5 separate regions of the Homo sapiens genome follow, and all the other regions are linked to region 3. A link is a contact called in ENCODE Hi-C or POLR2A ChIA-PET data. All regions are on one chromosome and are shown on one strand. The core of a region is the stretch at or near the end of the contact, and the rest is flanking DNA. Distances in the headings are between cores, read along the strand shown. Region 1 has its middle 300 kb from the start of LINC00924. Region 2 has its middle 260 kb from the start of LINC02852. Region 3 has its middle 68 kb from the start of LETR1. Region 4 has its middle 240 kb from the start of LINC00924. Region 5 has its middle 170 kb from the start of LINC00924.

Region 1 (3,897 bases), core at 426-2,925, 480 kb after region 3:
AACCAAAGAAAAATCCACTGATAGAGATGATAACAGTGTGAAGAACATGACAGGGAGATCAGAACAGAGGAAATAGCATGCTAATGACATTCAATATTCTCCCTGTGTGAAGTCATCAGCATTTTTATTGCAACTATTTCTCAGCATACACTATTAGAATTTATTGAGTCAATCTGTCTCCATCACCTGTGATATAATATATTTTATTCAATAAGATATGAAATAATATTTATCTTTCAACTCCAATGACTGGTTTTCAGGACAATAACTGCCTATCAACCAAGCATTACAAGAGTAGGAGAAGTTGTACATTTTAATATCTGACCTGAGAGTTGTCATTTTAGCATCTGCACATTTGGTATTAAGAAGGGTGCAGACTTCAAGAAATCACTCAGATTCAACAGTTATGGCAAAGGATGGCATCAAATTATGTTTTAAATCAGTAGCACGGTGAAGCATACTGCGTGAAGTTGAGGAAGGAAAAGAGTCGACTCTGAAGTTAACTCTACAAGACAGTTATACTAGAATCTCTATACCAGAAATAAGAATTAAGCTCACGACTGAGCTCATTCATCTCATAAAAAAAATGGGAAGGGAAAAAAATTTTTTTAATGTCTCAAATAGCCCTCATTTAAAATTGAGACAGAAATGAATCTGTAAGTTATGTTTTCAAGTTGTCTGTCTGAATCTGGGGCATTCAGGGAAGCACATTGTGTCTGATTTTCCATGTCAGCCACTTGGAAGGAAAACTAGACTGTTGATGGCTGCGTGGTTCTTTGGAGGGCGGCGTGTAGGTTTCAGTCAGCCACGCGATAGAATTAACCAAGTTCCCAACTTTCTGCACTGTTCAGCTCCCTGGTGGTCTGTCACCTCAGGTAATTTTGAGAAAAGAAAGAATTGAGTCTTTTATTCCCCTATGTGCTTTGATAAACATTTATTTCATATCCGCTTTTTTCCAGCTTTCCCCTCAGAAACCCCATGTCAACCTGTGACAAAGAGGTGTCACAGCACTGACATGATTGAGTTGGTATTTGGTGGTTTCACCTCAGAAACGAAGGGGTCCACAACTCCTGCTGGTAAAAAGCACTAATTCATCTGCTGTTAGCTTTACTCACCAGGAAGTCCCCTCTCCCAGTCAGAGAGCATAGAAGTGCACAGAAGCTACTTCCTGTCAGGCAGTTCATTGCTTGATTGTGTCAACTACTGCCGGCCTGCATGAGTGGGTCAGGCAGCAGGTAAAATACAGAAATATCTGCCTTCCAACAAGCTGTTGAGATGTCATCTCAACACGTGTCCTGGTGACACCATGTGTGCCCAAGGCAGCCATCTTTACCACTCTCTGCCTCCTTTTTTTTTTTTTAACTGTAGCCTGAGTTTTATTAAAATTAAACAAATTTAAAAAGTCAACTTTCTATGCCCCAACCTACATGTGCTTACTTATTTATTGCATATTAGAAGAAAGTGGAAAAATGTGGATGTTGAAATCATCGTATTTGAATTTGAATCCCAGTTGAGTTATTTACTGGCTGTTTCATCTTAAGTGAACTCCCTCTGAGCTGCATTCTCTTTATCATTAATGCCTGCATTTAAAGGCCCATGGTAAAGACAAATGAAATCATATATATAAAGGAATCGCCTCTCTGTGTGACTCATAAGTAGGTGCACTTGCTTTCCTCAGCGGGGGCAAAATGAAACAATTAAACTTTTAGGTTATATTATTCTCTCAAAAGAAAACATAGGAGAGTGCGGCTTGTTGGTTCATTTATTTACTTATTACTGCACAGGAAGAGGGAGACAGGAAGGAGGAAGTGTGGTCAGGAGAGATCATGCATTAACCCCATTGAGAATTGCTCTAAGTGTGTGTTTTGTGTATCCTACTTATATCTTCTTAGTGTCCCCATTTTAAAAGCACGTCCTTTCTTTACTTTGCCACTGCACAGGATGGTAACAATCAGATTAAAAGGAGTGTATGAGGTTTAAGATTTGTGTTGAAGCTTTACTGAAGTCAAAAGAAGGTGTTATATTCCCAGCTTAGTGGGAGAGTGCTTGGCACAGGAAACCTCAGCCTCAAATCCTTGGCTGTCCTCCATAGATTTGAGGTTGCTTTGTTGTGTGTGTGTACTTTTGTGTATTGGAGGGGAAGGGGAGGTGCTGGAATTGGGGTGTGACTTTGGGGAAAGTGAATGGAGTGGGGATATCTGATAAAGAGATGTGTGGGTTTGGATGAGTTCCCATTTTTTGTGCTCTGGCTTCAGGACTAGACAGTCATATGTACCAATGTTAGCTCTACCAATCGGAGCAGGTATTACTGTGGCCAAGTGCTTCAACCACAAGGCACTTGACTTATCTGTTGGTTGGGGAGAAGAATATCTATCTTATGGAAACTAAATGAGGAAATATATGTAAGGTACATGGAGCAGTGACTGTTCATCGCTCATTACATGTTAGTTTCCTTTTTAAAATGTGGCTTCTTACCTTATATCCTGATGTAATTGAATCAAGGAGAATGACACTGTGACATCTATTCCCCTTGCAAAAATGCTGAGCAATGAAACAGCCACTTTAGACCTTAAGCTTTCTCATAGACAATCTATCTCAAAACTTCTCTCCCATTAAATAAAACTACACTTCCTTGGACCATATGTCCTGATTAGATGTTCAAATGATATGGTTCTATGAAACCTACATGACACCCTTTATTGTATATGAAAATGAACAATCCAATTAATCATCAAGACTGAAGCCAGCTCCCAATCGCTCAGATGGCCCTAATGGAATGGTAGGTTATTGGATATTTATTTAATGAGTTATTGAGAACCTACAAAGTGCCAGACACTGTTCTAGGTGCTGGGGATACAGAAATAAATAAGATGTGAGAAGTCCCTGAACTTCAGAACTTGCAGGACAGTGATGGAACCATACAAACTATCAAATACCTGCACGAAGTGGTGTCTGGTCCTGATTAAATTCTAAGAAGAAAACCAAGGCAGGATACAGGGATAGACAGTAAAAGAGGGGAAAGGTCTACTATAGATAGGAATGGTCAAGGAAGTCGTCTTGGAAGAGGTAATGTATCTGAGATCTTAATGAGGTAAAGGAGAAATCCAGGCAATGAACTGGAGGAATAATATTTCAGAAAGAGAGGACAAACTAACCTGAGACAGGAGAAGACTAATACAAAGAATACTGTGGTTGGGGCTTGAGAGAGCCAACATATGAGGAAGAGAGATCTGTCAGGTAGGATATAGGTGATAGAGATGTATTAGTCCATTCTCACACTGCTATAAAGAACTACCTGAGACTGGGTAATTTATGAAGAAAAGAGGCTTAATTGACTCACAGTTTCACAGACCTAACAGGAAGCAGGCCTCAGGAAACTTACAATCATGGCTGATGGTAAAGGGGAAGCGAACACCTTCTTCACATGGCAGCAGGAGACAGAGAGTGAAGGGGGAAGTGCCACACACTTTTAAACCATCAGATCTCATGAGAACTCACTCACTACCACAAGAACGGCAAGGGGAAATCCACCCCCATGATCCAATCACCTCCCTCCAGACCCCTCCTCAAATTTGACATGAGATTTGGGTGGGGACACAAATTCAAACCATATCAAGAGATAATCAGGAACCAGAGAGAGCCAGGCAATGTAGACTGGGCTTAACAATGTGGATTTTATCCCAAGTGCAACATAAAGCCATTGCCAGGTTTAGAACCTGAGACTGCTGTTATCTCCTTTATATTTTACCAAAATTACTCTGGCCACTCCATGTAGAACTGGCTGTTAGGGAACAACGGTGTACACATTTCTGCTGTAAGCATTGTTTAGTCAATGCAGTGTGACTCAATGGTGAGCATGGACTGTGCAGCCTGCTCCTCACCAGTGGGCTGACTCTA
Region 2 (4,391 bases), core at 85-2,584, 410 kb before region 3:
AAATAATTCAGAGAGACAATAAGTGCCTTGCATTAGCATACCACAGTCATAACCCCTCAGGTAGTGCTCCATATATGTAATGAACAAATTAATGGATTTACCTCCTACATCTGATTGTGAACTAAAATTGTCACTAATTTTTTTTTCCTGCCTTTCCTTCCTGTTTTCCCTTTGATTTGTGATACACATAACTGGAAAGCCTGTTAAAAGATAATTTTCAAAAAACGATAAAATCATGACTCTCATACAGATACAAATATGAAGACATATTAAAGAATGTCTGTTACTGCTATAATACGAAGGAAAGAGGCAGATATCATAACCAGTTCAAAGGAAAAGTCAAAAGAACATAAATGTATATGGAATATACATAAATGTATAAAAGAATGTTGAGATGAATTGTAAATGGAGACGAAACTTTTCCACCAGGGAGGTGGTGGTGTTCGGTTAACTATATCCTAGAAAGGACACTGCTATCAGTTACCTATAATTTACAGAGTTACCAAATAGCTCAAAGACGGTGAACAAACAGGGCTAGAACTGGGCAGCCAGACAGGTGTGCTATAGATGATGAATATTTTTCCATTGAGACATTTGTATTTTAAAAGGCCCTTACTGTAGTAGAGAAGCTCATTTAGAGTATTACATGCAGTAGATGATAGACAGGTTGTTTGAAATAAACATAATAGGACTAGTCCAATATATAATAGATGTATGAATGAATGGGATGTTCTTTTCTATGCTATTTCCGTATTCTGTGTAAATGATCAGTAACGAACATCCTTGTAGAGCTGGCAAACACACAGAAGCAGCCAACATAGAGAGAATGGGCTTGAAATGCTGCTACCCTGAAGAAAAAAAAATACACATATATCAGCTCATCCTGGTTCCGGCCTGGGGCATGGGTGGGGGGTAAAGGATTAGAGTCCCTTGGTCCTGGTCTGCCATACATAAAGAGTCTCAAATTTATACTGAAAACGTCAGTGACCTCCAAATGAGGTTACACGGTCTCAGCTATACACTCAACGGAATGAAGAAAGAAAAAACACATCACGCAACTTTCAACATGTGTCTCATTTCCAACCACAATTGCTTGGAATTTAAAGCTGGCATTTTTAAAAATCCTGCTAGTAAATAGCAAAATTATATTTATGTGTGTCCCTCGTGTATGTATATTAAGCACATTAATTTGTACAACATGACACTTCTTGCTTCCACATTTCATTTTTCTTTTTGTAACTTATTAACCAGGAGGCTCATAAACGCAAGTGGCCTTGACTCTCCCAGAACTGAGAGGACCTGCCCTGGCCCGAAGCCAAAGGCATTTTCCCCAGCAAATAGCTGGACTTAGGATCCGTTTAACAAAGCTCCTTTAAAAGTCCTTTGGAGTGCGCCGGCCGGTGACACCCAAGAGGCGACCCCTCCGCCCTTCCGCTTTTGGAGGGTGGGCGGCCGGGGGTGGGGGTCACAGTGGCCAGCGTCCCCGGAGGGCGCCGGCTTCCAGGTGCGGGTGGGGCTGCGCGCCCCGCCGGGCCCGGAGAACTTTCACTGGGCGTCCGCGGCGCGCAGACAATGGGCCGGGGAAGCGCCTTATCGCGGCGCGCAGGCCTTCCCCGAGCGCGGCGGGAGGCGGCGGCGCTTCCGCGGGCCCAGGGCCGCCAGTCCCCCGTCCCCCGGTCGCCCGCCGCCCCCTGGCCAGGCCCCGCCGCCGCCGCCCGCTGCTTCCTCCCGCTCTTCCTCCCTGCGACCTCGCGGCCTCCTGGCGAGGCGCGGCCGGCGGAAAAGCTTGGTGGGGTGGCCGCGGCAGCGACACGCGCGGCCGGCCCCGGGAAAACAAAGGGGGGATGTGTGTGGCCAAGAGTCCGGAAATGGGGCGCCGGTGGGGGCCGGGGCGGCGCAGCTCTGCCTCCTGGAGCCTATTGTTTGCCGGGTGCACATGCACACGCGCTTAACAAGAAATTAACACATCCTGCCGCCGCTTATCTATCCATCGATGGCCAAACAGACGGCGCAGTCACTTTGCACGGAGAGGGCTTTTAATGTAATGACCAGGCCGGAGAAGAATATCTCAAGCCCTTCGTAGAAGTTCCTCTTTGTTTCCGTACGGCCCTTGATACCATTTGTGATTCTCAAGCTACTATGACAGCTTCTTAAAAAATGTATTACTTTTTTTTGGTAGGGGGCGTCTTTGAATTTCTTAAAAGGGGGCATTCTGAAGATCCCTTGCCTAACAGATTTTTTTTTCGTCTTTTTGGTACTAATTCTAAAATGATGTAGTTTTATAGTGTGCCAGGCACTATTCTAAGAGTTTCAACTGTATGAACTCTTTACGCTCCTTAACAACCCTGTGAGTTCCGTGGTATTTTTATCTTCATTTTCTAGATGAGGAAAGGAGGACATAAAAGAAACCACGCTGGTAGAGAGGTAGTAAATGAGGCAGCCCAGATCAGAATCCTGGCTTGCCAGCTTGAGTCCATACTCTGAAATGAGGCCTTCCAACTTATTTTTTCACCTCTGGGTTGCCATGATTTGGGTTTTAATTTAATTTTTTTTTGATCACTGAAGTGCAGGACGTTTGTCTAGCCCTTGCTGTTCCTGAACGGGTTATCTAGGGAAGCTTGTAACCGAGCCGAATTTCATAGATCAGAGGAGCAAATGACTTCATTACGCATATGCTTTGCTGTATTAATGACTGTCTGCACGATTTAGGATTTAGGCTGTCTCTGGGTTTTTGATGAAGGGCTGTGGAATTGAAGTGGAATTTGTCGTTTCTATGAAAGGGACATGTTGTCATGTCTATGGCAAGTATTCAAGCAAAATGAGCACCAATAAATTTGAAACCGATTAATCAACCTGGACAATAAGCCAGAATTTCCATTTTCTGGAAATTTTCATCCAAGTTGGGTGAATGTGGCCTAAATTACCCTTTAATGAATGATTGGGTCTCTTTTGTGTAAAGCTGGGCCCTGTGTGCTGTTCTAGAGAAATGCCAACCCAATCTCCTACATTATTCAAACCCCCCGCCCCCCAACCCCAGCAGGTGAGGTCACCCCAGTTAACTCATGCTGAATTCTCAGTAAGGTCCAAATGCTCTTTGGGGACAGAGGATGCACGGATGAATAAGACACTCTTCGTACCTAAAGCAGTAACTCACTGAAAGACAATGACCAATAACTAAAATTCGATTTGATAAGTGCTATATAATATGGGGGAAGAATACACATGAGAAATCTCATATGTGTACTTTCACCTTGGGGTCAGATTACTACAGAGAGGTTCAAATGTTGGCTGGGCGTGGTGGCTCATGCCTGTAATACCAGCACTTTGGGAGGCCGAGGTGGGTGGATCATTTGAAGTCAGGAGTTCCACACCAGGCTGGCCAACATGGTGAAACCACATTTCTACAAAACATACAAAAATTAGCCAGGTTGTTGTGGCGTGTGCCTGTGATCCTAGCATCCGGTGGAGGCTGAGGCATGAGAATCACTTGAACCCGGGAGGTGGAGGTTTCAGTGAGCCGAGATCCCACCACTGCACTCCAGCCTGGGCAACAGAGTGAGACTCTGTCTCAAAAAGAAAAAAAAAAAAGGAGAGGTTTAAATGCTTCGAAACACTCTTGTCTTTTACAAAGGAGCTAAGAAATCATTTGTTTAACAAATGTTTATTGAACCCCATTTTTGTGGCAGGTACTGTTTTATTTTCTTTTCTCCCCCGAGACGGAGTCTTGTTCTGTTGCCCAGGCTGGAGTGCAGTGGCGTGATCTCAGCTCACTCTGTCTCCCGGGTTCAAGTGATTCTCCTGCCTCAGCCTCCTAAGTAGGCTGGGATTACAGGCGCCCACCACCACACCAGTGTACTACCCAGTGTACTCTTCTACTCTTGCTTACAGTAGAGGAGACATCTGTCTTGCATGTAGGATAATTCCATCCCTTCCCACCACCCACCCCAAAGATCCACTTGATGACATCTTGGACACTCAAAGCCATCTTAAATTCTACATGCCTAAAATGTACCTCGTAACTATCCCTCCTACATCTGATTATCCTGCATTTTTCCCACTCTCAGGAATGACCTTGCCTTTCATCTGGATGTACTCACAAGCATGGTGGAAGGCAAGGAGGAGCAAGTCACACCTTACATAGATGGCAGCAGACAAAGAGAGAACTCGTGTAGGGAAACTCCCATTTTTAAAACCACCAGATCTCATGAGACTTATTCACCAACATGAGAACAGCATGGGAAAGACCTGCCCCCATGATTCAATTACCTTGCACCGGGTCTTTCCCACAACACATAGGAATTCAAGATGAGATTTAGGTGGGGAAATAGTCAAATCGTATCACCCATGTTTCAGGGAAGTAATAAAAGGAAAGAGCTGTTGTAAAAGTATAA
Region 3 (3,882 bases), core at 871-3,370:
GCAATGTCGTGATCTTGGCTTACTAAAACCTCCGCCTGCCAGATACAAGGGATTCTCCCATCTCAGCCTTCTGAGGAGCTGAGACTACAGGTGTGTGCCACCATGCCTGGATTCTTGTATTTTTTGACAGAGATGGAATTTCATCATGTTGGCCAGGCTGGTCTCAAACTCCTGATCTCAAGTGATTCACCCGCCTCAGCCTCCCAAAGTGCTGGGATTACAGTCATGAGCCAAAAGTGCCCCGCAAGAATAGCAAAAAGATCTATTATGGATTTAATATAGAACATTTTTAAGCGTGGCAAAACAAGTAGATGATGGTTAAAAGGTGACATGACCAATAGGTTGGTATGTTATGATGGCATAAACCAATCATTTTACATGATTTTCCACACTAAATTTCCCGGATGTTGTGGCCATGAGCCAAGATATTTTATGTCATTAATCCACTAGCTAGAATTTAGTTGAGGAGCTAATTCAGAGAGCTTGGAATAAAAACTTTGAGTTGGGTTTTTGGTAACTGACATGTGCTATGTTTAAATGAAATATGCTTGTTGCACCACTGACCCAAACGAGCAAAGTGCTAAGGTATTGGAGATGATTACTTATTTTACATCATCAGAAATGAAGTCTAAGGAGAAAAGGTGCCACATTTTTGCCTGCTTTTTTCTTTCCTAGGGCTATCTATACCCTTGACAAATTTGATGTTCAGAATTTTTGCCCTTTAGAAGTTTTTAGTAGAGTAATTTGAAAGACAGGTGCTCATTTAAGTGAAAACAAAATTATATATATATACATACATATCGCCATATTTTTCTCTCAAAAAGTTAAAAATGACTTGTGGATTTTGCTTAAACATTTAAAAATTCATTTTTTCAATGATCAAGAATTACCAAAATGATTGATATTTGTGTTGTTATTGTTTCTAAATATAATAGTGCTGCTTAAAATGGTCATGATATGCATTTACTTTAGATGACACTTTAGGTGACTTATAAAATGCATAGTTTAGACTGCATAGGCATTCTGAGTTTGCATTAACATAAAAAATGTGCATTCTAATCCCACTTAGGTAACATAGAGAAAAAGTCTACACATCAGGAGAAAACAACTAAAATGGAGATAGGAACTTGTTTTTTGGACACCTTTTGGCACCCACCATCACAGATTTTACAGTCTCAATTTCTCCTGCACAGATCCCACTGACAAAGGGTATTACATTTTGCTGACATCAGTGACCTGGCATCACGGAATTATTCCCTGCTTCGGTTTACAGAGGAATAAACCAGTAATTAATTATATATCAGAACATGAGAATCGACCTGGCAATAATGTACAGGCTAAGAACTCTATTTACATATGTAGGTTATTTAAAATATGTCTTGTTAAATAAATATTTAAAACACTTCCTTATTTAGCTTATACACTGTTTGGACTGAAGCTGCAATCCTCATTGCAGAATGTTCGAAAGAGTAAGAGTGTTGTCAGAGATTTTCATCTCTGCCTGACCTGCAAAATCTCCTCTTTGTGCATGGCAGGGCATACAAAAAATCTCTTTAATGAAAACAACAACATAAACTATCTCTATTGGCACTGACATAAATAATGAAAGTAGAAATTTCATCCTGAGAAAATCACAAAACTTATTTTTAGGTTGAGGGAAGTAGAACAAGAGGCCCAGGCATAAATTAATCACAATCGACATGACCACCTCAGAGAGAGCAGTTAAAAGTAGACAGTAAGGGAAACAAATGATTTCACAGAAAAATGTTCTCCTCGCTGTTGGTCTTTTTCCCCTTGTAAATATCCAGAATTGCTTTTAAAGTGGAAATAAAATAAAATACAGGACTTAAGACTTTTCCGTATCTCTCAAATCAATATACAGCCACAATTTTGAAACAACCATAATAATGAGAATACACAAGACAACTCCAATAATGTGGGAAGACAAACTTTGCAATTCACATCATGGCCACACTAAGACTCAGTTAGGGTCCCAGAAGGTATTCAATGTATTTCTGGGGGCTCAGAAATTAGCTTTTTTTGGGAGGATATCTCTATACCTGCAACTGCCCAGTTTTCTCCAGAGCATGTTTGCTCCCTTCAGAATGGAATCCCGACCATGACGATTTCTGATCCACCAGGGGGAGCAGTTCACCAGCACAAAACAAGCCTTCCCCAAAGGAAGTCGCTGAAGGCGCCTTTTCCTCTCAATTTACACAGCTGACAACGACTCTGATTTTTATCAGTTCTCCTAGATGTGGCACTCATATACCTCATACTGATTTCATATGCCTGACCTCATGCTGGTGGGATATGTGTTGTTCCATCACGGACACATATGCCCATGAGCAGGTTTTTCTGTAGGACTTGACATTCAGTCCTTGTAATTTATAGAAATTCCTTGTTTTATTATAGGAAGTAATTTAGTCTCTGCTTCTTCGCCAGCTTTTATGGACAAAACCGATAGATTTATCAAACTGCTTATTTCATACTTATTCTAGGGCAAGGACATAGTGGAGAAGCTGATCTTTGGGGTGTGTGTAAGGAGGTATGTGTGGGAGAGGTACTCCCCCGCAAGGTCTTGAAGCCAGGCATCTACCACAGCTTGCTGATAGCACCCCTTCTTTCTCCAGCAAGCCTTTTTCCTGCCCTCAGACTAGAGCCCTGGGACTCGGAAGGAAAACAGCTGCCAGAGAAAGGCCAGTGTTGGTGATAAGCTCTTTGTGTGCAAGCTCAGACTTGAGACCAGCCTGTCCAAACAAAACAGCGGTGGACTTCAGGAGAGCTGTGTATGGGTAGAGAACCTCAAGCCTGCTGGTGAAAAAGCCAACCAGAGGACTACACTAGCCCTTGTTTTGCAAATGGCTCCACAATCCACTGAAGGAATTTCCCTAGGGGCGCCAAGTTTTAACTTTGACAGAAGCCAGTCCTTTTGGCCCCTTATCCCAAGTCTCTACCCTGGCACTTCAGCTCACTGCTCTCTGACAGTCCTTACTTCTTAAGGTGTAGACTCTGATCAGCAGCTTTGGCATCAGCTGGGAAATTGTTAGACATGCAGAACCTCAGGCCCCATCCTGGACTTTTGGAGTCAAAATCTGCCTTAAAAAAAAAAAAAAAAACAGGTGACTAAAGTGCATGAAAGTTGAAACTATGCACAAAGACTCTTGTCTCTGAATAGGTCTGCTTCTATTAGGATGCAGAAAAGATGCATAGTTGTGTTCTTCAAATAGAAGTCATAGATGTCAAGATTATTACACGGCCTTATCATATACGTAACCAAACTCTCAAAGCAGCAGGGACAAAGCAGAGAATTTAGTCTTTCAAAGAAAAGACTTGGTTCTGGAACATAGCAGCTTTCTGGCACCTCATTTGTACTTCATAGGTACTGACTCCATTGGGAAGATTAAGTGAGCACCTGACACACAGAAGATTCAGTTGACCCTTCTTTTCCTCTAAAATTGAGTTTTCAATCTATGAAAATCAACCCGGGATTTGGCTATTAACATTTTTTTCTTTAACTTTACTATTTTCTGCCTTTTTTTTTGAAGGTAAGGTTTTGCTCTGTCACTCAAGCTGAAGTGCAGTGATGCAATCATAGCTCACTGCAGCAGCCTCGAATTACGGAGCCCAAACAATTCTTCTATCTCAGCCTCCCAAGTACCTCAAACTAGAGGCACACGCCAATACACACAGCGAATTTACTTTATTTTATTTTTGTAGAGATGGGGGTCTCATTATGTTACCCAGGCTGGTCTTGAACTGCTGGCCTCAAGTGATCTTCTAACTTCAGACTCCCAAAGTACTGGGATTACTGGCATGAGCCGCCTTGGCTACCTTTGCTAATATTTTATTACTTCTGAATAAACCGTGGAGAAAGAAATA
Region 4 (4,444 bases), core at 384-2,883, 410 kb after region 3:
TCAAAAACAAACAAAAATAAATATCAAATAGAAAAAAAAAATGTGTCTGATTATCCTTCACCTTGAGTCTTTGGTTTAAAGCAAGCAGATAAAGAAATAAACATTCCCCAAAAGCAGCCCTCACCCCATGCCATTAGGATCTCCAAAGTAAATAAAAAGTGGTACTGCCGAGAGTGAATTGCTGTGGCAATTCCAGGGAGAATCCTGATTTTAGCACCACTGTACCAAATTTGTCATTTAGGGAAGCTCTTGTTCCCTTTATTGAGTTTCACTGTAGCGAACAATTTCTGCCTGCATCCCTCGTGTGTCCTTTTGGTTTATTATCTTTCACTGTGAATTGAGCCTCTACAATCAGTTTCACGGGAAGCCTAATTTCACTCACTGCTTATACATATGAGGAGACACCCCTCCCTGCCTCCCCCTCTCCCAATGTTCTTATCAAATGAAGAATTGTGGATAAGGGTTAGGTGCAGATAAACATGAGTGTAGCACTTTCAGAAAGGTCGTGATCCCCCCCATAAGGTGCTTCTTGTTATGCCTGACCTTCAGATTTTCATCATCAGCCCGCCTGACAACTTAATAATGCAGAGGAGCAGGATTCATTTCGCCCCTCTGAGAAAGCCAGCACGGGACGCCCTTTTCCCTGATTATTTCCCTGCACTCCCGGCTGCCCTTTATAAGCCAACCAGAACTCCATCAATCATGCCCCTCTCTTCCCTCGCCTCCTCAGCCCCCAGTTCTGAAGACTCTAAAGCTGCCCTGTTCCTTTTGTCTGGGGCTGGATTGTGTATACAAAGATCCCCAAAATGGGGGTGGAGAGGCACACCTTTAGCAAATAACTGCTCCCCTTCCCAATCCCTGCATCTGGGTCTGAGGATGGTGCATTTCTTTTTCTTTTTTTCTGCTTGTTTAAAGAAATGCTTTTAAAGTTCTCATCCTTATTCGTGGGTAGCGTTGTCATGCACCATCTCTCTTAACGAGCTCCTGTAAATGCTGGGGTTTAAATAACCTGAATGTGAGTTAGAGGTTTTTTAGTCTTTTTTGGACCCGTTTCTTCGTTATGGTGAATATTGTTATTATTAGTGGTTTAGCATTCTAGAAGCAGCTAAAGGCAATGAAGCCTGTTTCACATCTTCTTCCTCAGCCCTTTTCTCCTTTGGAGTATGAGGAAAGAGGGAGAGAGAGGACAGAAAAACAGAGACAGGGATGAAAGCATACAGACAGAGGATAGGGAGGGAGAAGACTCAGGCTTGTGGGAGTAATCAGGCATTTATTTCACCTTGGTCAGAATAAAAGCGACATGCAAAAGTTTTGAGGGAAAAACATGAGTGCTTTTAGAAGGTGATGATATAGATTGGAATTGGATTCTAATAGCTGTAATCAACCTGTTCTATAAAATATGCTTGGACTTCACTCTGTACCTTGCAAGTGTTTTCCTGCAAATAACGAAGAGGTTTTAGGGTACAATATAGACAGGGTGCCACCTAAGGTGTCCGTGTGTGCCTTTCTCCAGGTCCAGGTCCGTGGCCTCCAGCAGCTGCCTTTCTGTCTTGAAAAAGGATACCATCTTCCCGAGGCTAGCAACTCAGCTGGCTGAGGGAACATGAGCCCAGCCAGCTAGTAGACTTGCATCCCAGGTTGCTGGGTGAGCAGGATGGAAACCTGTGCCCAATCGGATTGGATAGCAGGTCAGGCCAGCACACATGAGGCTACTGCCCTGATGTTGTTTGTTTTGTTAGGTTTTTAAGAAAAAGAAAGGAAAAGACTACGCTGTGGAAAATACAGTAGATTCACTTGATTGCCAAACAGTTGTTAAACAAATAAAACAGATCTCAAATCATCTTCGACAATAACAAAGCCAAGAGGTAAGGGCAGAAAATACATCACATAATGTTTAATCAAAGACATACGTGTATCCTTTACTTCGCAGCACAAATTCAAAACCTTTTGTTAAAATAGAAAACAAGTTACTCAGTTTCATTTTCATTCTCATTGTTTTGTTTCATTCTCAGTGACTGGCCAGCAGCAGCCTCAAGGTACAGGATCTCTAAGTAAACACAAGAGATAACGGACACATATTTATTAAGGGCCTAGTACATTCCTAGTTTTTAGTGAGATGCCATGATGTTCAGAGCCTGATATTAACTGGAAACTTGTAACATAGATGTGTGGGGAAATAGAAATCAAGATTTCTGATGTTAACATCTTATTGTAAATACCTATTTCCAGAAATGAATAGAATTAGTTAGGAACACCAGACTTAAACTTGGCTTCCAAGGATTCATTGTGCATGCATGTCCCTGAGGTTGCATTTATTTATTTACAAATTTTAGAATAAAGAAGTCACTGTACTTATAATGTGGATTGTTCTGGAAGATCAGAGATGAAAACCAGTACTTTATTTTGGTACTCTGGGAGATTAGAGACATAGGAATGATGAGTAATGATTTGCATTTTCCATGAGTATATAGTAGTTTTTAGGCTAGGGTAGACTTTTCATCTGAGAAGATCCCTCCTGAAGAAGCAAGTTGAAAGAATATAACAAATTTATCTTGACATTTCTTGAATTTGATGCTTGCCAGACAACCAGGTAGAGATATCAGTGGATGGACAGTTGTATACATGAGTTGTGGGTGAGATCAAGACTAAACAGATTTGTTGAAACTATGAGAAAGGATAGAAAAGTGTGCATAATGAGAAGAGACAGTAAGAGGGAACCCCAAAAAACACTAAGATGAAATGATTGCTGGAAGAAAGAAGCCTATGTATGAAGTAGAGAAAGGTTAAGAAGCCTAAAATAAAATTGCTTTGTTTATGTGTTTATTTGTTTCTTTAATATTCCTTTCACCAACCCCAACATGGAGGTTCCTTCAGGGCAAGGACTTTACCAATCTTGCTCACAGGTGTACCTGGAATATAATAGAAAGCCAAATAAATATTTATTTACAAATAAAAAGGAGTGGATAGATAAAAGGAAAACAGAGAGAGTGTAGTACCCTTTCCTATTCAACAGGAATATGGAAGTAAACCCTAACAAAGGAGAATATTAAAAATGCAGTATAGCAGAGAGAAGTCGTAATTCAAGGACAGGAAAAACATAAAGTAGACTTACCAATTAGGAGGTCATTGGTGATTGGCTAAGAGATCTTTTGACACAACATTGGGAGCAGAAACTGGATTGCTAAACACTGAACAAGGAAAGAAGGTGATAAATCTGGGCTGCTGAATGTAGAATTTATTTTCAAGGAGTGTTTAGATAACAAGAGCTTAGGCTGGGCGCGGTGGCTCTCGCCTGTAATCCTAGCACTTTGGGAGGCTTAGGCAGGTGGATCACTTGAGGTCAGGAGTTCAAGACCAGCCTGGCCACCATGGTGAAACCCCGTCTCCCCTAAAAGTACAAAAATTAGCCAGACATGGGGGCATGCGCCTGTAATCCCAGCTACTCGGAATGCTGAGGCAGGAGAATCGCTTGAACCTGGGAGATAGAGGTTGCAGTGAGCCGAGATCGCACCACTACACACTCCAGCCTGAGCCACAGAGCAAGACTCTGTCTCAAAACAAAAACAAAAACAATAACAAAAAACAAGGGCTTGCCAAGTAGACATGTGGGTAGACCCACAATAAACAGTTTCCTTCCTTTTCAGCTATTTACTGGCTATGGATGGAGTTGAGCACCTCAGGTGATGCAACATCTGAGCACCTAAGATGTCTTGGCAGGCAAAGCATAGCAAATTACATTACACTCATGTCATGATAATTTATTAATATCTATAATCCAACACATAAGAAGTTAGAATTTTAATAGATATTCCTTATTACAAAATGTGTGGTAATTATACAAAATACAGAAACATTAAAGAAGATAAAAACTACGCCTTTTATCCATGTTTAATATTTTATGTTGACTTTTAAGTTCTTTTCCCCCACATATCTTTAAAAATAGAACCCTTCTTTATAGTTTTGTATGTATATATTGTCATATATGTTTTTTATCATGTGCCACACCAGTAAATATTCTTAAAATATGACTTTTAGTTGACCCCATACTAAGCCATTCTTTGGATATAAATTTATGTAACTATTCTCCGATTGGGGTGGTATTTAGGTTTGTGCAGGGCATTTTTCATTCTTTCGCTGACCTGGAACTTTTTAACATTCTTCCTCTATCAGAGGAATTTCCCATACTCATGTCCTAGCTCCCCAGGTAAGAAACCTTAACTTCCTCTCCCAGCCTCCCTTGCAATGAAGGTGGAGTCATGTGATTAGGCTCTATCAATCAGACACCCCCACAGGACCCTTCACCTAGGAAGAAAATGTGCTGGGAATGGGCAGATCCGCATTTGTTAACAACAGCAAGGCTGGTGTCTGGCTCTTTGGGATTGTGATGGCTGAAGTAATGGCAGTTAGAATCTAACCTAGGTGGTGTCAGCGGTGGGTTCTGTGA
Region 5 (3,905 bases), core at 560-3,059, 350 kb after region 3:
TGTAAGTAGTGGTGGTAGAAATTAGCAAGAAAACCTACCTTCTACCTATTCTATTTCAATCTGAATCTTGCCAGACAAAAGAACGAGCTCCAGCTTAGGTACAGTGTTTTATTGATGTCTCTAAAAATCCCAGTTTGTTAAAAAGTATCAGGCCTACATCCTGAGGTGAGTAACCAAAAAGAAAAAGGCATCAGTAAAGGGGTTCACATTTTCTAATGCATTTTCGGGACCAGCCACCATCTAAACACTCCATACATATTTTCAGTTAATCCTAATTAGACAACCTGTACACAAAGGAACCACAAATAAGCAAAGTGAAGCTGAGTATTAAGCATTTCTTTTAGAATGTCTTAAAAAACACAATGTCGAGAATTCATCTTTAAGCTTTTTGAGAAGACTGAGTTATCTATTTCTTCCTTCTTCCTTTGTTTAAATACATTAGGTTCATTAGAGGAGTTATAAGATGTTAGGTTTTATATGGGCACAAGAAGTAATTGAAGCCAGTGGTAATGCCTAATGTTGTTTTAATTAAGTCCTCAATTAAGAATTTTAAAAGTTCCCACCTCAGGTCTCTCTGTGGTTAGGTACCTGACCTTGGGCAATCTTTTCCCACATAACAGGGACCCTATTCTTTTAAATAAAAATGTATATTGAATAAGGAACTGAAGTAGTAGCATAGTTTTAAGTAGATAATAGCTGATACGGACTTTTTTCCCCTTTCGGACCACCAGAAAATTAAATATTTTTGCAAGTCAAAACAATGCTGCTGTGAGTTTCATCGAGTTTCCATTTCCATGCTGCCTCCAAACTTCCTGATTCCAGCTGGGATCGTGATCAAAAATGCAAAAACATATGTAGAGAAGTTATTCTTCTGGAACATCTGACCGGAAGCAGGAAATGCAAGATATCTCACGGGACTGCCTGTTATCAAAATATACCCAGTCCAGCAGTGCAAAGACAAGAGAAGTTTGCTTGTTCAACACCCAGATAAAGAGGATTATAGAACATTCTGCTATAGATGCAGCACTGGCAAATGATATGGGACAGAAATGCCCCCTGTAAGTTCTAGTCCCTGACCCACGCTGTATCATTACGTGGTCTTGCAAAGTCCCCCTTAACCTCTGCCTGCCTCATTAAACACGTCTACACAACAGACTTTTACAATAATAACTTTAAAGCACGTCTCCCTTAACAAATCTTGTAAATGGGAAAATCCTATTATTATCCATGGATAAAATGGAGATTTATACTCATAGTAACTGCTAAAGGTTACCATACACTCCATCCCAATGCTCAAAAAGCAAACTGATTTTGCTATTTGAATTTAAAATTACACATTTTGTTTTTCCTGTAAGTCTTGAAAATATTTACTTGAGCTTTTCCAATAAAATCAAATTTCATGAAAACATGTATTTTAATTACATGGTAACTAAGTTTTATTCTCTTTTTTAAAAATAGAAGAAATTGAAGGGAAATATTCTTCAAGAATTCTAGCCAGGTATTCTAAACCCATCCATCATAAAATCATTGGCACACAGCAGGCAACTGGAAAAAGGATACCTTTTAACCTCAACTGGCATAAAAGTGTGTATTTATTTTTAAGAAGTGAAATATAAACAGACATGCTGAGAGTCAAGTGTTTTATGAATTAAAAAAAGATTTCACACACACACACACACAAACACACACAAACACACACACATACACACACACACATTTACATATAAAACTTTCCCCAGTGGGCCACAGAGGATTTATGTGGATGTGAACTCTATTTACTGTTAGTATTAAGGAAATAGTGGCTTTTTAACAAGTTACTCATGCCTGGAAAAAATCCCAGTTTTGCAAGTTATCCAAGATTCTTTGCCAACTGTCCGTGGGAATCACTGGGATGGGAAAAGTTCAAATTTGTTTTAAAAGAATTTGCTTAATGGAAAATTTAAAAAAAAAGTAGAAGAAAACCAGTAACCCACTGTGCTAATCTTTTGGTTAAATAAGAATAAAATATGGTCTAGTTACTTTATTTTTCTTCAGTATTATTTTAAGAAAAGGAAAAAAAACAAAAATTTTCCATTTTTATGTTATCTCATAAAATCACATTTAGGACTTTATTTCAGTTATCCAAGGGTCTGATGACTTGCTGGCTTTGATTAGCCTAAGATTATACCAAAAGGGGCCTGGGGACTCTGGTCAGAGGCATTAAATCAGATGACTTGACATGGCTTATCTTATGTCATTTTAAGATTTTTTTTTTTCTGTTCCAATCAAACAGCACAGTCTAGTTACATTATTGCTGTCAATTTCAAAACTACAAAACACTAAAAAAGCCAACATTAAAAGTTGTGTCATTTACAATTAGAAAACAGGAATAATTGTATCTTTTCTGGAACTTAAAAGGTGCCCAGCAGTGTTCCAAGTTCTTTTATATATATTAATGCCTTTCAAGTTTCCTTCCAACCTTACGGTTTTACTCTCCTTTCACAGGTGTGGAAACTGAGGCTCAGGGAGGTTAAATAACTTCCCCATGCCACACAAACAGTAAATGGCGAAGCTAGGGCAGAAACCCAGGTGATCAGGTTCCAGAGTGCTTGCTTTAACCTCGTAAATTATACCGCTTCTGAGAAAATATAATGCACAATTTTTTTAACCAAGAGATTTTATTAGAACATATCACAAGTTAATGTGATTTTAATTTGCTATGACAGAACCCATATTTATAGAGTAAGAAATGATAAAATGGAAACTTTGCTTTTCCACTTATGATACAAGAGATGTGAAATAGATTCTCTTGCAGCCATCCATGCAATGGGTGTGCTTGTTCTAGTTTTATTCTGCAAAAAGACCCTTGGGCAGAAGCATCAAATATAACTGGGCTCATATAGACAGACAGTTCTCAACTAAATAAACAAACAAAGAAACCCTTCTTCCTCCCCCCAAAAAATCATAGTTTCCTGTCCAGAAAAGCAAAATGGTAAAAGGAAAAATTCTACATATTTTCTATTTCAAAAATAGTTTTAAGAAAGGTGGCTCTCCTGGGTAGACATTTGATTAAAAAGAGTTTTCCACTCTCTTAATATTTATATTTTTCAAAGATACGGTTGAGCATATTCTAGAGATTCTGCCCATCATTTATTTATAGCATTCATACTCTTAGAAAGAAATAGTGCTTAGGGTTCTTTTTTTCTGTGCATTTATATTCTTTGATTTTTTCAGAATTTAATATCTAGGTGATTGCTTTTACTTGGCACGATTGGGAAACACTGCCAGTCCAGATCTAAATATTTTCACATACAATAATAACAACAAAACTGTACTCTGCTGAGCTCTGCTGATTTATAGAGCTTCAAAAAATGGGTTTCAGATGTGATTTTGCCAAGTTGTAAACCAAGAAGTCTTAATTTAAATTTTTCCTGACAGGAAGCTAATTCTTCATCTGAGATAAAGTATTTTAGTATTTTCACACACATAAAATAAGGTTTATAAATTGCATTCAAGCTGGTATTATTCGCACTATGGCTTTTTTAATACCTTGATATGCAACATAAGTGTACAATATTTTCACTGGGTAGAGTCCCATTGGAATGACTAAGACAAGGTTTATGCTACTGATTCTAGTTATAATTTTTACAGTAAAAATACTAGTCAGCATTATTTTATATGATTCGGTTGAAATTTACATACACTTGAGAGTTGAGATTGCAACTTAAGTTATAAAAGAAAGCCTAAGTTTCTAATTAATATCCATGAACTTCTCTAAGAACCATACTATTAATGGAAGTAATAACCATGTACACATATTTTTGAAAATTAAAATTAACAATATTGTCTTCACAAGTCACAGAAGAATGTCTTGTATGCCATGATTATTTTGCATTTTGCCATTAAAATATGCATAATAAAGGTGG

Evidence for each region. A loop is a pair of places that touch in the nucleus more often than their neighbours do. ChIA-PET counts read pairs that join two places held with the same protein, here RNA polymerase II (POLR2A). Pooled maps may share reads with other maps.
Region 1: a map of endothelial cell of umbilical vein shows a loop between it and region 3 (4-fold over the local background). The contact joins two enhancer-like sites. A Hi-C loop is called at or near these places in 1 of 168 maps with a recorded cell type or tissue (endothelial cell of umbilical vein) and 4 of 50 pooled maps. POLR2A ChIA-PET finds 5 or more read pairs at or near these places in 1 of 52 experiments (activated naive CD4-positive, alpha-beta T cell).
Region 2: a loop to region 3 is called in a map of ascending aorta, with 2.2 times the contacts of the local background. The contact joins two enhancer-like sites. A Hi-C loop is called at or near these places in 3 of 168 maps with a recorded cell type or tissue (aorta, ascending aorta and chondrocyte) and 2 of 50 pooled maps.
Region 4: a map of IMR-90 shows a loop between it and region 3 (2.7-fold over the local background). The contact joins two enhancer-like sites. A Hi-C loop is called at or near these places in 1 of 168 maps with a recorded cell type or tissue (IMR-90) and 4 of 50 pooled maps.
Region 5: a loop to region 3 is called in a map of ovary, with 9 times the contacts of the local background. The contact joins two enhancer-like sites. A Hi-C loop is called at or near these places in 7 of 168 maps with a recorded cell type or tissue (Right ventricle myocardium inferior, aorta, ascending aorta and 3 more), 1 of 37 single-sample maps with no recorded cell type and 13 of 50 pooled maps.

Annotation. Positions count from the first base shown.
Region 1 is chr15:95,732,961-95,736,857 of GRCh38, forward strand. No RefSeq gene overlaps it. Among named protein-coding and RNA genes, the nearest start is that of LINC00924, 300 kb to the left of the region's middle. Within about 2 kb of position 1,676, at least 2 of the 41 ENCODE cell types and tissues checked have a DNase peak (open chromatin) inside an H3K27ac peak, as active enhancers do.
Region 2 is chr15:94,843,382-94,847,772 of GRCh38, forward strand. No RefSeq gene overlaps it. Among named protein-coding and RNA genes, the nearest start is that of LINC02852, 260 kb to the left of the region's middle. Within about 2 kb of position 1,335, at least 22 of the 41 ENCODE cell types and tissues checked have a DNase peak (open chromatin) inside an H3K27ac peak, as active enhancers do; they include ascending aorta, where a contact is called at or near this core.
Region 3 is chr15:95,257,476-95,261,357 of GRCh38, forward strand. No RefSeq gene overlaps it. Among named protein-coding and RNA genes, the nearest start is that of LETR1, 68 kb to the right of the region's middle. Within about 2 kb of position 2,121, at least 8 of the 41 ENCODE cell types and tissues checked have a DNase peak (open chromatin) inside an H3K27ac peak, as active enhancers do; they include ascending aorta, where a contact is called at or near this core.
Region 4 is chr15:95,667,723-95,672,166 of GRCh38, forward strand. No RefSeq gene overlaps it. Among named protein-coding and RNA genes, the nearest start is that of LINC00924, 240 kb to the left of the region's middle. Within about 2 kb of position 1,634, at least 5 of the 41 ENCODE cell types and tissues checked have a DNase peak (open chromatin) inside an H3K27ac peak, as active enhancers do.
Region 5 is chr15:95,603,107-95,607,011 of GRCh38, forward strand. No RefSeq gene overlaps it. Among named protein-coding and RNA genes, the nearest start is that of LINC00924, 170 kb to the left of the region's middle. Within about 2 kb of position 1,810, at least 4 of the 41 ENCODE cell types and tissues checked have a DNase peak (open chromatin) inside an H3K27ac peak, as active enhancers do.